2 separate regions of the Homo sapiens genome follow, and region 1 is linked to region 2. A link is an interaction called in ENCODE POLR2A ChIA-PET data of the cell type or tissue named here. Cell type or tissue: GM12878. All regions are shown on one strand. Links, peaks and the distances in the headings refer to the core of each region. The heading gives the core; the rest is flanking DNA.

Region 1 (7,643 bases), core at 2,924-5,423, 110 kb after region 2:
ATGCAAGACCAGCATATCAACCCATGTCAAATTAACAAGGTTTTCTTAAAACATTAACCAACTCCTTAATAAAGGTTACAAAGATATAAAAGGCTCATGGAAGATATATCTTATGATCAAGATTAAACCTTTATGGATTGTTTATAAAATTTTGGAAAACTAATTGGCTTCATGCTGTTTTTTTATTAGGGCTTAATGTTTAGAAAATTAAGTCTTCTCTCTCAAAGAATGAAGGTTTTTGCCCTTTTGTTTTGAAATCCTTATCACTTTGGCTAAATGAATGACTTATTTTACAATGACCTGTAATCCTATTTTGTGATATTAAGTGTTTAAAACCTTTGATATTTGACAAACTTTCTGAAATCAAATTATACATTATGTCTTTTTCTGAACTAATTAGTCCTTTAAGATGGTATTAATGGGTTCCCTAAAGTCCAAAAGTGACATATTTGGCTTTTTTGGTATGAAAATTATACAGGAAGCATTGTCCAATATGAAATGGTGTTTGGTTTTCTTTGGGCTGTATTTGTATAAATATGTTATTGGTATGTATTCCAAAATTATGGGAAACTCCTATTATTCTGATATGACACACTGTATGTTATCAGTAATAATTATAATTTTTATGTTAAATTATTGTGTGCTACAGAGGTAACAGAATGTCTGACTATGGCTGCCCTAAAACTTTTCATTATTCACAGACAATTGTCATCTTTTTTTGGTCCTTTTCAGAGGTAGTTTTATAATCAGCTATAAAACTCTTAACAGGTGTTCTTGAATGCATGTTTCTGATAGCTCTGGAGACTGTGACATCAAAATAGAGAAAAAACTTCGAGGACTCATGGAGAGCTGAAATGTTCATGAATATCAAGCAGAACAAGAATTAACTGCATGGACTAAACTAATAGAAGTTTGAAGTAATCTTTTTTAACTTTTTGCTTAAAATGTTGCTGATAATTTGTTTTTCAAAATCAAGAAACTTTTAAGCTATTTACAGCTTTTTAACAATGGAGTATACTCCTTTGAACAAAATTTGGAGCATATTTGTTTTTAAAACTACCTGATTTCTACAGAATTTGGAATCTATTTGTGAGTATTCTTTACTTATGACAATACAGTTATTTGCATAAGTGCAATAAGAATCTGTTTTCATTTGTAACAGCACACATTTGAAGAAACTGGTTATTTTACCAAGGCTTTGACTGAAATAGTGTGCTTTCCTTTAAAGAATTAAACTTGACTTATGGAGCCAATAAAAAGTCCCTTGGAAAAACTAGCCTCATACCTTTGTCTCCACAGTCCCTGTACAGGGTTCCTGACCTGTGGTAAGTAAAAAAGGTCACTTACTGACAGGCCCAGGAGCCCCAGGTTTTTGTTAGGAGCTCAAAAGGAGAGGAATTCACCCAACTCATAGGTATTTCATGGTACAAATCCATGGCTGGGCTGTGCTTTAAAAAAGTCTTCTCTGAGATTCCTTCTGTGGAAAAAGTTCCATCAAAGCCAATTTAAAAGCTTATATAAAAAATAATTATTCTTGCTGCACTGTATACAAAGAATTAGGCCAAGTATAATAAGGAAAACCAGTCCTGCCATGATTTGTCTTTCATAAAAATGGGAAAGGGGAGAGAGAAAAATTATGTTTCAAAAACTATAGTACATCTATTGTTAGATTCTAGTCTTGTGTAATGTTTTTCAATTTTTATTATTTTCTACAGTTTGGACTGAATTCTAATTTTTCTTAGCTACATGTCTTCAAAATAATGTTTTCAATTTTTTTCCTTCTTTTTTTCCTCCATTTTTCCAAATTTGGAGTCACTGGAAACTAAGATGTGCTTTCATAAAGCCCTGTGAAATGAAGCTAAACAACTTGAGCTTCAGAAGAAAATAGCAGCGACCTATTTACATACATAAGCCACTTTCATACCTGCCTACTGATGTATGGACTTCAGAGTAATGTGGCATATATCTATTTTCCAGAATTGTTCTTTTGTTTGTTGTTGTCCTCCCCCTATTTTCTCTTCACAGGACATGAGACTTCACAACCTTCTAAAAAGGAGCTTTCCTAATAACTCAGGACCTACCTATCTAGGAATAAACCATCCTAGCCATGAGAGATCAGACGAAACCTGAGGCCAGAGACTCATTTTCTTCTAAAATGCGTTCTCCAACAGATTTTTAAAAAGAAAAGGGGGGAAATGTGAAAGTATTTTGGGCCCCTCAAATCACTAAACTAAAGGAAAACTTCAAGTGGGGAACTGCTTAGGGTAAACCTGCCTCCCATTCTGTTCAAAGTTATCCCTCTGCTCACCAAGATAAATGCATATATCATTGCCTTCTGTGGAGAGGCTAATTAGAAACTCAAAAAAAATGCAACCATTTGTCTCTTATCTACCTATGACCTGGAAGCCCCCTCCCTGCACCTTTCCAGACCGAACTAATGTTCATCTTACATGTGTTGATTGATGTCTTATATCTCCCTAAAATGTATAAAACCAAACTGTGCTCTGACCACCTTGGGCACATGTTGTCAGGACCTCCTGAGGCTGTGTCCTGGGTGCACGTCTTCAACCTTGGCAAAATAAACTTTCTAAATTAACTGAGACCTGTGTCAGGTCTTCAGGATTCATAGTGGTTAGTTAGCATTTAAAAATCAAATAACATGAGGGGCTGGGCCTTGATACTAGGTACAGAGCAAAGTAAATCTGTGTGAACGTTAGACAGCATTCTAGATTTGGGTAACAGGTAACTCGTGGACAACTACTCAGCTCTTATTCTGAATGCACCAGCACTAAACTACCCCTAAATGACCTGAGAAATAAGATTGACAACACAGTGGAAGAAAAAAGCCTAATACCAAGTGACTAAAGCCACATAGGGCAAATTAGGCTAAAGCAAAGCTTGAAAGGTGGGGTAAACACTCACAGAGTTACTGGTGTTGAGAATTAGACTGACAAAACACATGCCCAAGAGCGCTATCTGACTCTGCCAGGCCATGTTGCTATTTCTTTGGCAGTCATTGAGAAAAAAACTAACAAAACAATCCTGTCCTGGTATTGCTGCTGCACTGGGGAGAGGTGATCTATACAGAAGGGAGAGAAGGGGAAGGGACAGTAGAGGAGGGGAGGGGATGGGAGGGAAGTTGGCAACAATATCAGTTCTAGGAAATGGTCAGAAGAGTCACTGTTCAGGGCAGGAACAGTCGGGGCCCTGCTATTTTTGTTTAGTAATCACAACTAGCCTCCCGGGAAAATTCTATCTGCTGTCCAGCAGGCTTTGGAAAAGAGCCCTCCTATACACACATGCACACACACAGGAGCATGCACACACACACACACACACACACTTATGGGAGAGAGAGGAAGGAGACCCATAGGAGGCTTGGGTCTTTGAATACCAAACCAGGTAAATGTGTGCTTTACCTATGCACACCCAAACACACACACACACACACACACACACACACACACACACACACACACACATACCCCAGAGAGGTTTTACTATTTATCAAGTCAGGAATAAATTTTAAATTAGAGTTCTTATAAGAGAGAGGAAAATTAAATAGAACATACAACTTTTAGATCAGAGAAATGGCCTAAACACGCAAGAGTAAAATTTTCTAGGGGAAGTAATTTGCTTATTGGTTCATTTAAAATTTCTAGATGAACACATTTCCTGCCAAATCTAATTGCAAGAAAGGTCACCAGTGAGAGAAAGCAAAGGACTCTTGGTACCTTCCGGCTAAATCCTCGATATCTTTTATGAACAGGCCTCCTTGGTGCTTGCACATATTCTTGCATGCCCTCAGTCGGCTCTTATTCTTGTACAAGACGTAGTCTTTGCCAGTGCTCTTATTGCGAAAGAAATTGATTCCTTCCTTAAGACTGGCAACTTCAACAGGTGATAGGCACAACAGGATCTCAGTTGTTTGTTCGATGCTATGAAAAGGCAAACATTTTGAGGGGGAAGGTTAATAATGTTAGGTTTTAAGAGACAATCATTTCAAACTGACAGCTCAAAACCCCTTTTCCCTAAAATATTTTGTAAGCCCCTTGCGTTCCAAGTACCCAGGTTTAGTGGCTACCTGAGGATGCATTTCTCCCCACCCTGATATGAATGTAAATATACTTCTTACTTGTTAAATATGCCTCTCCACTTTTCTAGGGAACTAATAGCCCTCTTACTTGCCTGCCCATCGTCTGCCGGTTCCTCTGCCTGGGTATTTTGAAAGAACAGCAGTTGCTCATATCGTTTCTGTTGCTCATTTGCTCCCCTAAGGCATTAGTCAGCCTGAAAACAGGACGTTTAAGGTATTTTCCTTTAACAGTTACTGATTTCCTTTGACAGTTTTCTCCCTCTACCACAGCTCTTTTAGAAGTCTAACACCATATTCAATTCTGAGAAGCCACTGTGCTGTCCCTCCCATCTCTGCTCTTGCGCATCTGGACTTCCTCTGCCTGGAACGCAGTTCCTCTCCTTCACCACGCAGCATCAGTCTTGGGTCAAATAGAAACGAATCGTCCCCTTCCTGGTTAAGTCTTCCAAGACACACCAGAGGTCCAGGCTGGCATTCTTGGTGTACATCCCTCTTCTGTAGAACATTATAACACTGTAATTGGCACACTGCCCTGTTGACTTACATTTAGGCACTTTTGAAAGCACTCTGTATCTTCCTTCTCCCCCTACCACTTAGCCCACTGCCTTTCACAGGATATGTCTTCACTAGCTCTCTACTTAATGAATCACCCCTCCCACTGCACTCAATTTGATTAATTTACAAAAAGCTCCAGCCGCAAACCAAGCATTTGAATCTTTTTTTTCTTTTAAGGAAACTAGCCGTTACACTTCTCAAACCCCAATTTCTAAACACTCTGTTTACAGTGCAACACTGAATCATAACAGAATATGATTTCTGCCAAGAAAGGTTTCAAAATAGCTTTTGCAAATCCATGGTAGGAAATCTGGGCACATGTTGTTTAGTTTTATATTTGACTCCAAACAAAAAGTAGCCAAAATTCTCTTTGCATGTTAACTTAAAACTGATTTGGAGCACAAGCATATTTGTGGCACTTTCAGTTTCATTTTTAGAAGCGCTGCAAATTTCTTAAAGGAGATAAAAATAATTTTAAGAACACTCCAGGGTAGAAAATAACAGAGAAACCACTTCCAATTTTAAACTGATGAAGGCATAGCTCTGTAATATTATGATCTACTTTCTCAAAGCAGATTCTCATTGTCACCTCTGTCCCAAATTCCTAGTAATTGTGTTCCCAATGGACTTGAAATTATTCCAAAAATATGTTCTAAATGTATTTGACAGGAAGAAGCCATTCTAAATTTCATGACTTCTCTTTTGACTTTGTTCTTACGAGTACAGATATCTGACACCAAGCTAACATAAGCACTGAGGCAATTCCTGGAATAATTAGTCTAAGAGTTTAAAAGGCAAACCTCTCTAGATTTTTGTTGTTCCATTGAATGAATTCATATAGCCAAAGTTCTCTGTTAGATTTCAACTTATATCACAACCATGTAGAACAGGTTCACTCAACCACACTTTTGTCCTCAGTTCCACGTGAAAGTCACATTGGAGCAGAAGGCAAAAGAAAAAAATATGTGCACCTATATACATGCTTTTCTGTGTATTGTTTAAATGATTAGCTTTTCCCCAAAGTATTTTTAAAGATATCAATGAATTTGCTTCTATCAAAATCAGAAAAATAAAACTGTAGCAAATTCTTGTTTTGCTATAAAACATTAAAACTAAAATGAATTGCCTTTTTTCGAATTGGTTTTGGGGGTAGATTCGAGTTACAAAATGGCCGCCCGGAGCGTGTTCGGCGCGGTTCCCCCAGCGGTCTCTGGCTGAACCGGCGCTCTCGCCTCCCTGCTGAACACAGCGTGAGGACCCCCCCTCCATGGACATGGTGTTTGAGTCTCTGGGCTTGCCGAACACCAAGTCCTCTGAGTTCCGCAGCGCAGCACCGGAAGCGGCCGAGCGCGCTCAGCCCGGCGACCCCTGCGGGCTCCAGACCCCTGCGCCGCTGCGCCCTGGGTTTCGCCGCACCCAAGACCCAGCGAGTGCAGCGGCGGCCGCCGAGGAGGTTCGAAAACACGGCCAAAAGAAATGCCGAGAAGGAACTGACAGATAGGAATTGGGATCAAGAAGATGAAGCTTAAGAGGTGGGAACATTCTCCATGGCCAGTGAGGAAGTCTTGAAGAATAGAGCCATAAAGAAAGCAAAGCGCAGAAATGTTGGATTCGAATCTGACACTGGAGGAGCCTTTAAAGGTTTTAAAGGTTTGGTGGTACCTTCTGGAGGAGGACGCTTTCCTGGATTTGGTAGTGGCGCTGGAGGGAAGCCTTTGGAAGGACTGTCGAATGGAAACAACATAACCAGTGCCCCTCCCTTCACCAGTGCAAAGGCAGCGGCAGAGCCCAAGGTAGCCTTTGGTTCTCTTGCTGCAAATGGCCCTACCGCCTTGGTTGATAAAGTTTCAAATCCCAAAACTAATGGGGACACTCAGCAGCCCTCCTCCTCTGGCCTTGCTTCCAGTAAAGCTTGTGTCGGAAATGCCTATCACAAGCAGTTGGCCGCCTTGAACTGCTCCGTGCGGGATTGGATAGTGAAGCACGTGAATACAAACCCCCTCTGTGATCTGACACCTATCTTTAAGGACTATGAGAAATATTTAGCAAACATTGAACAGCAACACGGGAACAGTGGCAGGAATTCTAAAAGTGAATCTAACAAAGTGGCGGCTGAAACACAGTCTCCTTCCCTTTTTGGCTCAACAAAATTACAGCAAGAGTCAACGTTTTTGTTTCATGGCAACAAAACTGAAGATACACCTGACAAGAAGGTGGAGGTGGCATCTGAAAAGAAAACGAACCCATCATCACTAGGAGCGACAAGTGCCTCATTTAATTTCGACAAGAAAGTTGATAGCTCTGTTTTGGGCTCATTAAGCTCTGTCCCCCTGACTGGATTTTCTTTCTCCCCTGGAAACTCCAGTTTATTTGGCAAAGATACTACCCAGAGTAAACCAGTCTCTTCACCATTTCCCACTAAACCATTGGAGGGCCAAGCGGAAGGTGACAGTGGTGAATGCAAAGGTGGAGATGAAGAAGAGAATGATGAGCCGCCCAAAGTAGTAGTTACCGAAGTAAAAGAAGATGCTTTTTACTCCAAAAAGTGTAAACTGTTTTACAAGAAAGACAATGAGTTTAAAGAGAAAGGCATAGGTACTCTGCATTTAAAACCTACAGCAAATCAGAAGACACAGCTTTTGGTGCGGGCAGACACCAATTTAGGCAACATATTGCTGAATGTTCTGATTCCACCCAATATGCCATGTACGCGAACAGGGAAGAATAACGTTCTTATCGTCTGTGTTCCAAATCCACCAATTGACGAGAAGAATGCCACCATGCCAGTCACCATGTTGATTCGGGTAAAAACCAGCGAGGATGCAGACGAGTTGCACAAAATTTTACTGGAGAAAAAGGATGCCTGAACACGCGAAGTTGGCTGCGGAATTATTGCCAAGTTGCTGCTTCTTCCACCGCCCCTTAAAGTTAGTCAGTTTTTCTTCTCTTCTTTGACATTCTAAGAACTTATAGATAACCTAAAACTTTTGTG
Region 2 (7,643 bases), core at 3,127-5,626:
AGAGCAGTCAATTTTTTTTTTTACTAGTGTATCTTTTAATTGTCATTTAATAGCTACCCACCACAGCTGCCCCCCACCCTTCCCTTTAATGACGACGTTTGCAGGCTTCAGGGGACCAGGGAACAAAGCTGGGGCCTGGTAGCCCCACTACGCTGCCAGCCGGGAAGAACAAGTCACAATTACAAATTATCACAACAATTAGCGCCTGTACTTGGGGGATCTGCAAATTGAGGAGGCTCCAGCTCCTCATTGTACAGGGGTCTATTTGGCAGTGACCTTGCTCTGCAGACGATGATATTCCTATTCCTTCAGCCTGAGGGAATTGATGTTGATGAACCCGGTGGCATCAATTGGCTCATAATCACCCTACACGTTCATGCTCACCGGCTCCTCGTTGTAGGGAGAGAGTGGGGACTCCCAGCCAAGGATGTACACCCGGCCCTTGAGGACGGACACCTGCGCTTTCCCTCCCACTTGCCCCTAGGACTTGGCGATGCAGTGGCGGACAAATTCACACTCAGGGCTATGCCAGAAAGCGGTGTACACCAGCTCAGCAAATTTCAAGCCCAGGCCTTGTTTGATTTTGCACACCTCCCAGTCCATGGTGAAGGCCTTGATGTCTAAATGAGTGTGGTAAAGGATGGTGCCTGCTGGGGTCTCATAGATACCTCGGGACTTCATTCCAGTGAAGCGGTTCTCCACGATGTCAGTACAGCCCACACCGTGTTTGTCCGCGACTTCGTTCAGGTACATGAAGAACTCCAAGGAGGTCGGGTGGGTGGAGCCATCGTTGACGTTGGTCACCTTCACGGGGACCCCTTTTTTAACTCGATCTCGAGGATGTCAGGGGTGTTGGGGGCTTTGACCGGTTCCTAGGTCTTCGTGTAGAGACCTGGAGGCACTTGGTTCTTGGGGTTCTCCAGGATTCCAGCCTCGTAGCTGATGTGCATGAGGTTCTCGTCCATGTTCCACGGGTTCTTGGGAGTGACCGGGATAGGAATCCCGTGCTGCTTTGCGTATTCCATCAGGTCATTACGGCCCTTGAACCGGTTGTAGAACTCGGGCATCCTCCAGGGAGCAGTGCCCTTTATCTGGGGGACCAGCGAGTACCAGGTGAGCTCAAACCGGACCTGATATTCCCCTTACCGGTGGCGCCGCGGGACACCCCCTCCTGCTGGGCGATTTCCACTTGTTTGCTGGCAATGCAGGGCCTGGCGAGAAAGGTGCCCAGGAGGTAGCGGTCCTCATACAGTGTGCTGGACTGGATGGCCGGCCAGATGAACTCTTCCACAAACTCCCTGATGACATCCTCAATGAACACCTTTTTGGCCCCAAGTTTCAGTGCCTTCTTCCTGGCTTCCTCGAAGTCTTCCTTCTGGCCAGTGTTGGCCAGGTAGGCAATGACATCATAGCCTTGTTCCTTCACCCACACGAGGATGCAGGAGGTGTCCAGGCCGCCACCATAGGCCAGAACTCTCATGGAGCCTTTGCTGGACATAGTGTCTGGGATTGGAGGCGCGAGTTCCCAGCGTCTGGAATCTGTCTTCAGGGTGCAGTGAACCACTCGGGCTCAGGCAGCAGTGGCAGGCGACAGAACAAGAGCAGTCAGATTTTTTAACCATTGTTAAAGGTTTCCAGTTCTGTGCCCTTCTGGAAGCAGTGTGGCCCCAGACTGACAACTGACCCTCAAAGAGGAAGGAAAGCCCTCACCTTGCTCCCCGACAATACTGCAGTGCTGTTTCTCCTAACTTGTAACTGATGCTTCCCTACTCTGTCCTTGGAGCTGGTGAGTATCGGACTTAGCTGAAGCTGATAATCATTTCTAGATTTTGCCAATGCTTTGCCTTCAGTTTCCTCTTTATGCCTGTTTTAATCCATTAATATCCTTCTCACCATGGGTTTTCTTTGATGACTTGGAAAGCTATTTTCTCTGTTTCTAGTTATTTATTGAAAATTGAAGTTGCCATCCTTTCAGCTCCACAACATTCTCTGAAGCCAAATTTGTGACTTCAGGTTGGATGTCGATGGGTGAGTAATCAGACATGTGGGGCCATGCCCAGTTTAACTTCAAATATTCACACTAAATGGAGGGAAGAAGAGTCAAGAAAAAAAGAGAGGACAGAGTTTGATATGTAGCGGTCTCTTTATTCATTTAATGGTAACAGGAAGCCCTCTCTGTCTCACGCCTGCTCCCACCCACAGGTCCTGGTGTACATGTGGGTGGTGGGAGTTCTAAAAATTTGATCTAAGATATAGTCAAGGGGGGAAAAAGGTAATTTAGAAGCTTCTATTTATTTAGCTTTAGGATTCTTCCACACAAATTCTAATAAGTGTCTGTGGTGTTACGGTTTCTGCTATTTGGAGATAGTACTTTGGATTTCTATAGAAACTCTCTGTTGAATAACAGTGCTCTGGAAGCCCAGAGCTAGGGGAATGCTGGGTGCGTGACGAGGCTTTTTTAGGGTTAGAAGTGTAAAAGCAATAGGACCTTTAAAAAAAAATGACAGTGACAGATAAAGAAGTTTACCCTCACCCCCTCCCAGCACTATTTGTGCCTTAAAAAGAGAAAAACAAAAGTTCTTTTTAATTTAAAGTGAATTTCTAAGGAGAAAAAAATTTAATTGTTTTTAGAATATAACTGATTAAAACGAAAACTGAATGTTGAACTTGAGAAAACCATACAAATTAAAGAAAATGCACATAAGGTTTAAAAGAAAAACTTCCTGTGATATGATGACTATGCATATTCAACACAACTTTGGAAAACATTGTTTTTTCACTTTAAGGAGCAATCTTTCCCTTCACTTAGTGCTCTAGTGAGCAATTGTTCAGGAAGAGTAAGAGGGTGGGTTTTCTTAGAGGTCAAGAATCAGAGCTGTAGGAGACTGAATTATGGGCTTGACTGGAAGACTGTGATACATTGATGAGCTTCTTCACGACTCCAAGGGATGATTTGTTTGTGCTTTGATACATGGTATTTCAAAACCAAATTGTACGTGTATTCACCAACAAAAGAAACTGAAGAAATTGCATGAGATTAAAAGTTACAAAGATTGTTGTTTTTTTTTTTTGTTTCTGAGTCACAAGCAAGTCATTTTTGAAAGCACTGTGCTCAGCAAGACAGGTTTATAAATGAATGCTACTCACAGGTGGAAACTAGAATGAACAAAACCACTAAAAGCTACATAAAAGGTTTCTTATTTTTCTGTACTGCATGATTAATTAGAGCCATTGGGTGAAAAAGAGAGGAAAATTGCTTCTCTTTGTTGTATTTAGCTGTTAGGTAGTTTTTATTAGATATTTATATAGGTATACCTTTTGTCACGTGTATAAATGAGAGCCAAGTTCATTATTTGAGGTCTCACTGATTGGGATTTATGATAAGTCACATAGAGATGGTTTTAAGTTTACCTCTGCTTAGCAAATGAAAAATAAAGGACTGCGAAGGGCGGATTGAAAAGATGAACCTTCTAAAGCATTTTGGAAGCTCAATATGCAAACAACCAAGACACTAATTAGAAATGCTTCCTGTTTATCCTTAAAGACAAGAAGCCTGAGAATTTCTAGAAGGCAATACTTTGTTACCCTGAGCAGCTGTACATTTTTCTTTTTCTGTATATTTTAAGAGAAAAGAGTTTTATGTGTACTTATAAAGAAATCATTTATATGAATTTCAGAATAAGAGTCCTGCAATTTCTTTGAATTTATGACCATTCATTGTCAAACGGAGATTACGGTGGTCTAAAATTCAAGACCATGACAACTTTAAAGGAGGTAAACAGAGGAAAATCTTGGGACATATGGCAGGAATGCCTCTGAAAGGAAGTTGGCAGGAGCTAAGAGGCTGAGGCCTGGGGGAAATAAATAATAACTCAAGTGCCCTCCAGTGGAGAGGAGGCTGAGAAGAGGCCACTCTGCCATGCTCCACAGGCCCTAGACCACTCCCGGGCTCCTCAGGTGTGAGTCTGTGCTGATTTGCTGACATCACCTCACAAGCCTCACAAGTCCTGACACAGCAAGGCCAAAAGAAACCACTCAGGCAAACGGCACATTCTGGGATCTACAAGTCTCCTATAAGTAGCTGTTCCAATTTCCAAATATTAAAACAAAAAAGCAAGCTCATTAAGAACTTGCTGATGCATTCTATTTTTAAAATAATAATAAAAAATAATTTAGGTGATACTGCATAGCTCACAAAATATTTCCACGTGCATTATCTTACTTAATGCAAACGACAATCGCGTAGGGGTGGATTCGATTCACCTAGCTTTGCTTACAAGACGGCCCAAGCATCGAGAAGCGAAGAAAAGCACTTAGCACACAGGACTGCACAGCCACCCAGCCCTCTGCGGGTTCCCAGGGGGAGGCGCTCGAGGGTGAAGTACAAACCCATCCCCAGGCTGCGAAAGAAAAGTCTACGAGCTGGCCTCTGTGGGAGGGTCAGGGCCCAGGGTATAAACATAGACATGCTGTGCAGCGGTTTCTGTTTCTTTCACGCACGGCACAGAAGGAAAAGCGTTTGGGGTTCAGCTCTGCCAGGAAATAAATACATAACCGGCCTCGTGGTGGCCATGCTGCAGGTGGCACACTCCGAGCAGGCCCCTTGGGGGATGAGAGGGGCATCTTCTGCTAAGCATGGGAACAGCCTTGGGCGCCCCCAGTGCTGGGGAGAAAGAGGGCCCCCCTCCCCTCGTGTGAGTCACCAAATCCCTGAGCGACTTAGGTGCTCCTGCCCCACCCTCTTCTCTACCTCAGCCCAGCCTCTCAAACACCTTGATCCGCAGACGCCCCCAGGTTGGTAAACCGACTGAACAAGAGGGAAGAGGCAAGTTCCGTGGGTCAGGGCATCACCGAACAGGAATCCCCGGAGACACGCCCAGGAGCCGAGGAGGGCAGAGGTGCTCCAGTCGGGCCGCTGAGCCATCCTTCTTGGCTGGGCTCTGAGAAGAAAGGGGAGTGGGCACTGTCCGCTGGAAGTGAGCTGGCTGCCTATGACCCCTAACAGCTCTAAGCCCGAGGGTTCTGCGTGTTCAGATTTCTTTCTGAGTGGCCCCTACCACCCTCGTCCTGCATAAAAAAGTATTCAGGGACTCAAGCTAGGCATTCTGTAGAGATTTGAACATTCGGTTAATTTTCCTTCACTGTATTCTCAGATACCTGGACATCTAGCACAGCGCAGGAAGATGCAGTTTCCAGTAGATTTCCAAATATCTCCTTAGCTGCCCTCAGACATCGCCAGCCCTTGTTCTGCCTCTAGGAGACTCCCAGAGCTGTGTGCATTTCAACCGGGCCCATGTTTTGAGATTTGGGGATAGGTGGTAGGGTGCATTTTCTGAATAGAGAGGGTGGCCACTGGAAGAACCATAAAATTAGGAGTTGATTGATTTGAGCTTGAGTCCTAGTTCCAGCAGTGAAAACCCGCTCTGGACTTGTACACATGTGTCTGAATGTTGGCTCTGTTCTGCCACACTGTGGCCTGTGACTTTTAATAAGTCCTTTAACTTCTCTGAGCCTCAGCCTCCTCATTTGCAAAATGGATACAATTACCAACCTCATAGGGTTGGACTGAGGATTAAGTGAAATAATGCCCAATAGGGGAGCTGGCACAATGCCTGATACTAATACTACCCCAAATAAATGACAGATGTACTGTCTTACTCCTTTCTCTCTGAGCTTCAGTTTCCACATAAGAAAAAAATTGGGGGGCAGGGATAGTACAGATCCTTCTAGCTCCTCAGGGTAGTTGTGAGTCTCCAATGAGATAATGCATGTGAAATCACTTCCACCACTAAGAATGTGAAGTTTTAATCAATTTTATCAGGTTGACACATTAGGGCCCTTCATCTGGTCCACACCAGGGTGGGAAAGTATGGGGAATAGTGGATCTGATTTGATGTGGGATGAGGTAAGGAAAGGCCCTGAGAATGGAGCTCTGTCTAGGACTGAGAGAAGGCACCATTGTTCAGTACAACTGGAGGCAGCAGAGTGCTGGGAGAGGGTGCCCTCAAAGAAATGACGAGGGCCGGGTATGGTGGCTCACGCCTGTAATCCTAGCAATTTGGGAGGCCGAGGCAGGTGGATCATGAATTCAAGAGATCGAGACCATCCTGGCCAACATGGTGAAACCCCGTCTCTACTAAAAACACAAAAAATTAGCCGGGCATGGTGGCGCGCATCTGTAGTCCCAAGTACTCGGGAGGCTGAGGCAAGAGAATGGCTTGAACTCGGGAGGTGGAGGTTGCAGTGAGCCGAGATCGCGACACTGCACTCCAGCCTGGCGACAGAGCAAGACTCCATCCCAGCTACTTGGGAGGCTAAGGCAGGAGAATGGCGTGAACCCGGGAGGCGGAGCTTGCTGCAGTGAGCCGAGATCGCGCCGCTGCACTCCAACCTGGACGACAGAGCGAGACTCCGTCTCAAAAAAGAAAAAAAAAAAAAAAAAAAAAAGAAGAAGAAGTAATGAAAAAAGGGGTGGATAGGAAACCAAGAACAAACTCTGGCCTGGACACAAAGGAATGTTCATGTATTGACTGTACCGAGAGAGTGAGTGGTCTGACTGATGCCTCACAGATGAGCAGGGGCAAGACCAGGAAGCAAGTCCCATACCCTGAGCTGGGACCCTCCGTGCCCCACATCACTTCTCAGATGACACAGAAATAGAGACAGCACTGGGAGTGAGGGCGAAGGAAAAAAACTATGTAGCCTTACCCTGAAGATTATGCTTCTCATCTTAAAAAAACCAGATATCTTCATTTTGTAACTGCTGTGGGGAAATAGAAGAAAATTGATTTTTTTGTCCTTTGAGGGAATTATAATGATGTCTGGGCTACTCAGTTAAAAGCTGGGTTAAAAACATGAAGTTAAACTATATGCTTTTCTTAAGAGATCAAGATATTCTTTCACTCTTTCCCTTCTGTGTGCAGGATGTTATTGTTTTAGATTGAAAACACACTTTTAACTCAAGGTAGGGAAAGAAAATGGAGTGGGAGAACTAGACAGCCAGAAAGCTCTTCAAACCTAGTGGGACTCGTGGTTCCTCCATAACTTGGTCTTAGCATGACAGGACCGTTACAGCCTCCACTATAGTGTCTCTCCCCTCTCTCCCATCCTTGTTCTTCTGTATCCTCCTACCTCTGCTTGTCTGTGTCAGCCTGGCTGCAGGTCTTAAATGGGGGGAAAAGATCTCTGTTTTCTGTACAGGTTGTATAATCATATACAATGTCAAAGAAAAAAATGTAGGGTTGACGACTGGCCTAATACATTCTGAATCATAATCATTTACTGCTGATTGAATAAACTGTCCCTTCGTAGTTGCCACTGATGATATTCCCAGGGTACACATGAGGTGGAGTGGGATTCAGAGGGTTCAGAGTCCCTCGTTTGCTCAGAGCTTCCCCTGAGAGAGGACCAGAGCTATGGATAGAATTGGGGTGCCCCAGAACTTGGGGGTTGTCCCCTCTGATGATCATGTTTACTCATGCTTTTTGGTGATTAGAGTTCTTACCACTTGCAAATAACTATACTTTATAAGAATACATCTAATAATGGGATACTACTCAGCAATGAAGAGGAACAAATGTGCATGCAACATCTTGGATCATGTTAAGTGAAAGAAGCAAGACTCAAAAGGCTACATACTGTAT

Evidence for each region. Peaks named below come from ENCODE experiments on the same cell type or tissue, not always from the same donor. Only the 100,000 strongest peaks of a DNase experiment are listed, where the experiment ranks them.
Region 1: POLR2A ChIA-PET joins it to region 2 with 6 read pairs; 4 of 35 experiments call an interaction of 5 or more read pairs at or near these places.

Annotation. Positions count from the first base shown.
Region 1 is chr6:25,133,886-25,141,528 of GRCh38, forward strand. It overlaps LOC124901282 (a long non-coding RNA gene), which reads left to right. Exons shown (of 3, transcript XR_007059515.1): 3 at 769-1,306. It also overlaps the pseudogene CMAHP and the pseudogene NUP50P2. Among named protein-coding and RNA genes, the nearest start is that of CARMIL1, 140 kb to the right of the region's middle. RefSeq lists enhancers at 4,371-4,420, 4,461-4,690, 4,801-4,920. In GM12878, for the core only: a CTCF peak has its summit at 4,517; DNase peaks (open chromatin) are centred at 3,829 and 4,376; H3K4me3 peaks cover 2,500 bases; H3K27ac peaks cover 2,500 bases.
Region 2 is chr6:25,022,987-25,030,629 of GRCh38, forward strand. All of the region lies in intron 1 of LOC102724765 (a long non-coding RNA gene), which reads right to left. It also overlaps a transcript of RIPOR2 not described here and the pseudogene ASS1P1. Among named protein-coding and RNA genes, the nearest start is that of RIPOR2, 91 kb to the left of the region's middle. RefSeq lists an enhancer at 4,466-4,705. In GM12878, for the core only: a CTCF peak has its summit at 4,365; a DNase peak (open chromatin) is centred at 4,405; H3K4me3 peaks cover 977 bases.